2 separate regions of the Homo sapiens genome follow, and region 1 is linked to region 2. Evidence: chromatin loops called from intact Hi-C (ENCODE). Cell type or tissue: ascending aorta. All regions are shown on one strand. Each heading gives the region's core, and the rest is flanking DNA. Links, peaks and the distances in the headings are about the cores only. Region 1 has its middle 130 kb from the start of OR13F1. Region 2 overlaps LOC105376195 (a long non-coding RNA gene).

The links. A loop is a pair of places that touch in the nucleus more often than their neighbours do. Peaks named below come from ENCODE experiments on the same cell type or tissue, not always from the same donor. Only the 100,000 strongest peaks of a DNase experiment are listed, where the experiment ranks them.
Region 1: it touches region 2 in a loop (4-fold over the local background); 2 of 110 quality-filtered maps call a loop at or near these places.

Annotation. Positions count from the first base shown.
Region 1 is chr9:104,373,246-104,376,172 of GRCh38, forward strand. No RefSeq gene overlaps it. Among named protein-coding and RNA genes, the nearest start is that of OR13F1, 130 kb to the right of the region's middle. In ascending aorta, for the core only: no CTCF peak of the experiment used is centred there; no DNase peak of the experiment used is centred there.
Region 2 is chr9:104,433,833-104,436,759 of GRCh38, forward strand. LOC105376195 (a long non-coding RNA gene) reads left to right here. Exons shown (of 5, transcript XR_930202.4): 1 at 1-7. Among named protein-coding and RNA genes, the nearest start is that of OR13F1, 69 kb to the right of the region's middle. In ascending aorta, for the core only: no CTCF peak of the experiment used is centred there; no DNase peak of the experiment used is centred there.

The DNA of each region.
Region 1 (2,927 bases), core at 292-2,791, 60 kb before region 2:
AAGTGAGACTCCAGTGAATTCAGCAAGTTGGAAGGCTAAAATGCTAAGCAAGAATTCCAGTAGCTGCCTGGTGTGGGGGAGACACAATTTAGAGTTCAAGTTGTGCTTGATTAGAATATTTAAATCTCAGGCTTATCACTCATACCCCAGAAAGGCCACATCTGATAGTAGTAAAGATCATTCCTAAGACTAAAGTCTATACCTTAAGACTGACAGAAAAAATTAAATTAGAGCCACTCTAATAAAACCAAAAACAAACTTTCCACAGGATCAGTTTGGTCCACAACCAATTTAACTACCTACTATCACAAAATTAACAGTTTTTCAGAGGAAGTTTACCAAATCCAGAGTCTCTACAAAATATTGTCCAATGTACAATCAAAATTGCTGGACATATGAAGAAGTAGAAAGTTGTGACCCATATTCAAAAGAAAAATCAGTCAGTAAACCAGACACATAGATATACAAGATATTGGAACTAGCAAACAAGAAGTTAAAAAGAGTGGTATAGCTATATTAAGAAGTTAATAGATAAAAGGTGAATATAATGAATAAAGACATAGGAAATTTTATAAAACATATAGAAACTAAAAAAATGAATCAAATGGATATCCTGGAACTGAAAAATACAATACCGGAAATCAAAATTGGAAGTGCTTTCAGAATAAAAGTGTCAGTGAAATGGAAGACAGGTGAATAGAAGTTTCCAAACTTATACAAAGATTTTAAAATATGGAAAAAAAAAAAAAGAACAGAGGTTCAGTGGCTTGTGGTACATTCAGGTACAGTATAGGAGTTCCAGAAGAGGAGAGATATAATGAAGCAGAATAAATATTTGAAGGGATGGTGGTTGAACATTTCTCAAATGTGACGAAAAACATCAATAGATCCAAGCAACTCAGCAGACTCCCAGTAAGGTATATTCAGTAGCCAACTAATCACTTTAGTTTGGGTTTGTCATGGACCTTATGACTAGCAAGTTTAACCATTATCTTTTCATATTGTTTCTTTCTTTCTTTTTTTTTTTTTTTTTGAGGCAGAGTCTGCCCTGTCTCAGAGTACTGCTGGAGTGCAGTGGCGTGATCTCCCCTCACTGCAAGCTCCGCCTCCCGCGTTCACGCCATTCTCCTGCCTCAGCCTCCCCAGTAAGCTGGGACTACAGGCACAAGCCACCATGCCCGGCTAATTTTTTTGTATTTTTAGTAGAGACGGGGTTTCACCATGTTAGCCAGATAGTCTCGATCTCCTGACCTCGTGATCCGCCCTCCTCGGCCTCTCAAAGTGCTGCAATTACAGGCGTGAGCCACCACACCCGGCCTATGTTATTTCTATGACACTTCTCACCCTTCAAAGCTGTCTCTTCATTCCTCAATGTTTCTTATTTTAGTAAATGGTACCACATTCACCCTATTATTCAAAATAAAACCCTGGAAGTCATCTGTCGTAGTTTTGTTTGGCTGCTGTATAAATCCTCATAAACTTAGTGTTTTTAAATAACACAAACGTATTGCCTTATGGTTCTAGAAGCCAGAACTCCAAAATGGATTTCACCAGGACACAGTCAAGGTGTCAGCAGGACAGTGCTCCCTCTCAGGCTGCAGGGGAGAGTCTATTTTCTTGCCTCTTCCACTCTGTAATAGATACAAGTGTTCTCTGGCCTGCGGCCATGTCCTCTATCCTCAAAGTCAGTGGCATAACATCTCTCTCTGACTCTGCTTCCCTCTGCTTATGGCACATGGCCTTCTTCTCTTCTGTGTCAAATCTCCTTCTGCTTCCCTCGGATAACAACACTTGTGATTGCATTTAGGCCTCACTTGGATAATCCAGATTAATCTGCCCCATCTCAAGATCCATAATTTAATCACATCTGCCAAGTCTCTTTTTGCCATAGAAGATAACATTCACAGGTTCCAAGTGTTAGGACCTGGATATGTTTGGGGGCCATTATTCAGGCTGTCATACCATCTTGTGTTGTTCCTCTCCCATGCCAACTTTTTTTTTCATAAGCAATTCTTTTTGGTTCTACTTGCAAAATACACTTTAGAATCCATCCTCTTCATCTCCACCGCTCTCTCTCTAATCCAAGCTACCACTAATTATCACCCAGAAAAAAAGTTCCCTCTGGAGGAAACACACTGCCTCCAGATCTCCTTACTATAATCTCCTTCTCATACTTTAGAACATCAAATATCTTTACTTTTAAAGAGGGCTTAGATGATAATATCTAAAGAGCCCCAGTTTACTCTGTTTATCTCCTTCAAAGCATCGCACACATTTAAAAATCAACATCTTGATTTATTTCCTCTGTCAGTTTCAATCAAGAAAAAATATCCTTTTAAGATTTTAAACAGAAAGAATTGGTAACCCTAGTGCTGGGAAATTAGAAGAGCAAAAATGAGGAGGAATCCTGAATAAATGAGAGAGGGGGCCGAGTGCAGTGGCTCACGCCTGTAATCCCAGCACTTTGGGAGGCTAAGGTGGAAGGATCACTGGAGGTCGGAAGTTTGAGATCAGCCTGGCCAACATGGTGAAACCCCGTCTCTATTAAAAATACAAAAATTAGCCAGGCATGGTGGAGTACGCCTGTAATCCCAGCTACTCAGGAGGCTGAGGCAGGAGAATCCCTTGAACCCTGGAGGCGGAGGTTGCAGTGAGCCGAGATCACACCACTGCACTCCAGCCTGGATGACAGAGTGAGACTCCATCTCAAATAAATAAAAATTAAAATAAATAAAATGAGAGAGGAAATGTTACCCAGAGATCAATACCTACAGAAAACAGATATCTCCCCTAGGGCTGGAGAACAAAAGGGAAAAAGTGGTGTTGCCAGAGTTCAGGAGGATATTTATTTCTGGGGATGCTGCACAGCAAGCTCATGAAGCACTCACAGAGATCATCTAGAACCAGAGAGACAGGGGATGAAGAGC
Region 2 (2,927 bases), core at 180-2,679:
TGAAGAGGTAAGCAGCAACACAAAGACTAGCATCAATGCCTCCTCTTTTTTTATCTAGTGCTTTCAGCACAACCTATCATATGAGCAAAAAGTATACATTAATCTAGTAGATGCACCTGCCTATTTTATCTTGTGGTTTAACTTCCAAGAACACTTCCTAAAAATATACAATGTCTTAGCACCAATTACAATGTTATAATTAATTTATCCTTAATTTTCTGAATAAAGTAATTTTCAGGCACATCTTTCCATGGATTCGGTTTGTAGTTCTGGCTAATTGCATGGGCTCAGAAACCAGACGGAATCTCAAGTCTCCTACTTAGTAGATATGTGAGAGGCACAGGGGTTACTCAGTCTTTCTGCACTTCAATTTTCTTCCTATGAAATGGGTTTGACAATGGCATAGAATTTAGAGTATTATGACACATAAATGAGTTAATATAAAGAAACTACTTAAAAAGTATCTAATATACAGTAAAATACCAATAAATTCTAGCTGTATTTGGGAGCTCCCTAAATATGTAGTAGGGAGATATATATTTAATAGGCTTTGTCTTTGTTTAAAATGATTGATTGATTAGGCCATTTATGTTGTAATATATGTTTAACACCATGTAGATCAGGGAAGACAAATATATTTCATGTCCCATTGTCATTTGACTGGTAATGGCTGCCTGGAACACTGTGCTGAAAAGGATTGTGTGTCCACATCTATGACTAGAGAGAGTCATATTTAATTAGCAGTGTCAGCCACAGGTGCAGAAGAAAACAACTGCAAGTGTGCATGTCAGATATTTGGTATAGTTGCTGTAAACTAAATATAAATAATCAAATATTTACACCTAAGTTATTTTATTGGCTCTCTGTATAGAAACAGAATAAAAATTATTTTATTGGCTTTGTATAGACAAAAATTAATAATAATTTAGCATCTACCAACTATCACAGAGAAGATCCGAGTCAGGTATTGAATTTGCAGTGAAGATGTCTGTCTTTCAATACATTACTTTGATTATATAGGTATTTTTGACATGAAAGGGCACATTTCAACTATTTGTATTCAACTACAAAAAGCAAAAAAGATACCACTCTAGTTGTAAAAGATTTAAGCTCATCAAATAAGTAGATATACGGCTTTTTAATAATATATCCTTGCTTCCTACCTGATAGGCTATGTTGTTATAGAATGAAAAATCAGTTCCCCAATGTGCTCACATCTGTTTCTTTGACTAGCCAAACAGGAGCTCATATGGAGGAACCAAGTCTTATTTATCTTTGTATTTCCAATGCTTGATATAGAGCTGATGTTCAGTAAATGTTTGTTGAACCAATGAATATCTTCTATGCCGCAGGGACAGTGGTTGTAGGATTCAAGATGAATGAGATGATCCTGGGTGATGGCTGATGCTGTCATCGCCTGAACACAACAGCACTCCCAGTAGCCGTCGTGGCTGATGGGGATTTTTCAGGCTCCACATGCAGAAGTACATAGAAGTATAATGGCTAGATAATGCCTTAGCTCATTTGCAAAAAAAATCAGCCCTAGCCCTTGTGACCTGGGGCAAGAATTTTAGGAAAATGTCCTTTTGTCCTTATCAGTGGGACTCTTAAAATATTCTTGCTAAGATTTTCAAATTACTTTCAATTTTCCAGATCCAGTGGGTGAGCTCCTTTCATTTTTACTTTATGAGAGTAAAGTGAAGTGTGAAGTCTGAAGTCCCTGACAGTAATATTGCTTCCCTGCTGTTGAAAATACTTCTTCTTCCAGGGCTTCCATCACACTATACTACATAATGTTTTTTCTCTCTCACTGTGTTTCTTTCTGGTCTTCTCTCTTCATCTTTCAACATGTTGCTTTTCCGTAGGGGTCTATTATTGGTTTTCCTCTCCTTTCCACGTATACACTCTTGTTTTCAAATCATCTACTCGTATAAATTCAGCTCTCATCTCTATCACTTACATGTTGGTATTTTCCTAAGTGTCATTTTACACTCTAACACTTGAACTTCAGATTTTTTACAAAATATTTTATTTTTATTAAAAGATTTTTTTGAGACAGGTTCTCACCCTATTGCCCAGGCTAGAGTGCAGTGGTGTGAGCATAGCTCACTGCAGCCTCCATCTCCTGGGCTTAAGTGATCCTCCTGCCTCAGCCTCCTGAGTAGCTGAGACTATAGGCACTTGCTACCATTCTTAGCTAACTTTTTTTGGTAGAGATGGGGTCTTGCTATGTTGCCCAGGCTGGTCTCAAACACTTAGCCTCAAGTGACCCTCCTGCCTCAGCCTCCCAAAGTTCTCAGTCTCCCAAAGTACAGGCATGAACCACTGTGCTCAGCCTTTAGATTTAAATGTTAAAGTTCCCCAAGACATCTTTTCCTAGATTACTTTCAGTCCCCTCAATTTTAAAATATCTAAAATCATAACTATTACTTACTCTGCCAGAACTCTGCTTATACCTCTTTATTTCTTCTATAAATGAATGATATATTTTTTAAGTTACAAAGTTTAGAAAACTCTGAGAAAGCCTATGAAGGTGTTCTTCTCTTCCTCAGCCAATAAGCTTAGTTATTTGTAGTACTTCAAAAATATATCCTTCTGAATCTAACTTTTCCAATATTATACCCATCCTTTCTTTTCTATTCCCACAATAATTGTCCTGGATGAAGCCTTCATTGTTACCTAGATTATTGTTATAGTGTCCTCAATTATCGCCCTGTTTATAAAGACTTCCCTCTATACTGATACTAGAGTTATCTTTTCTAAAAAGTAAGGTGATAACTATCTTTACTAAAAAACTTTTTCCCCTAATTTCATATAGAAAATAACCCATTGCCCTTTTTCCCCTTTGTTCATATAGAAAATAACCCATTGCCCTTCATTCACTCCATAAGAATGGAAAAAATATACCACAGATAAAAGCAAAAGAA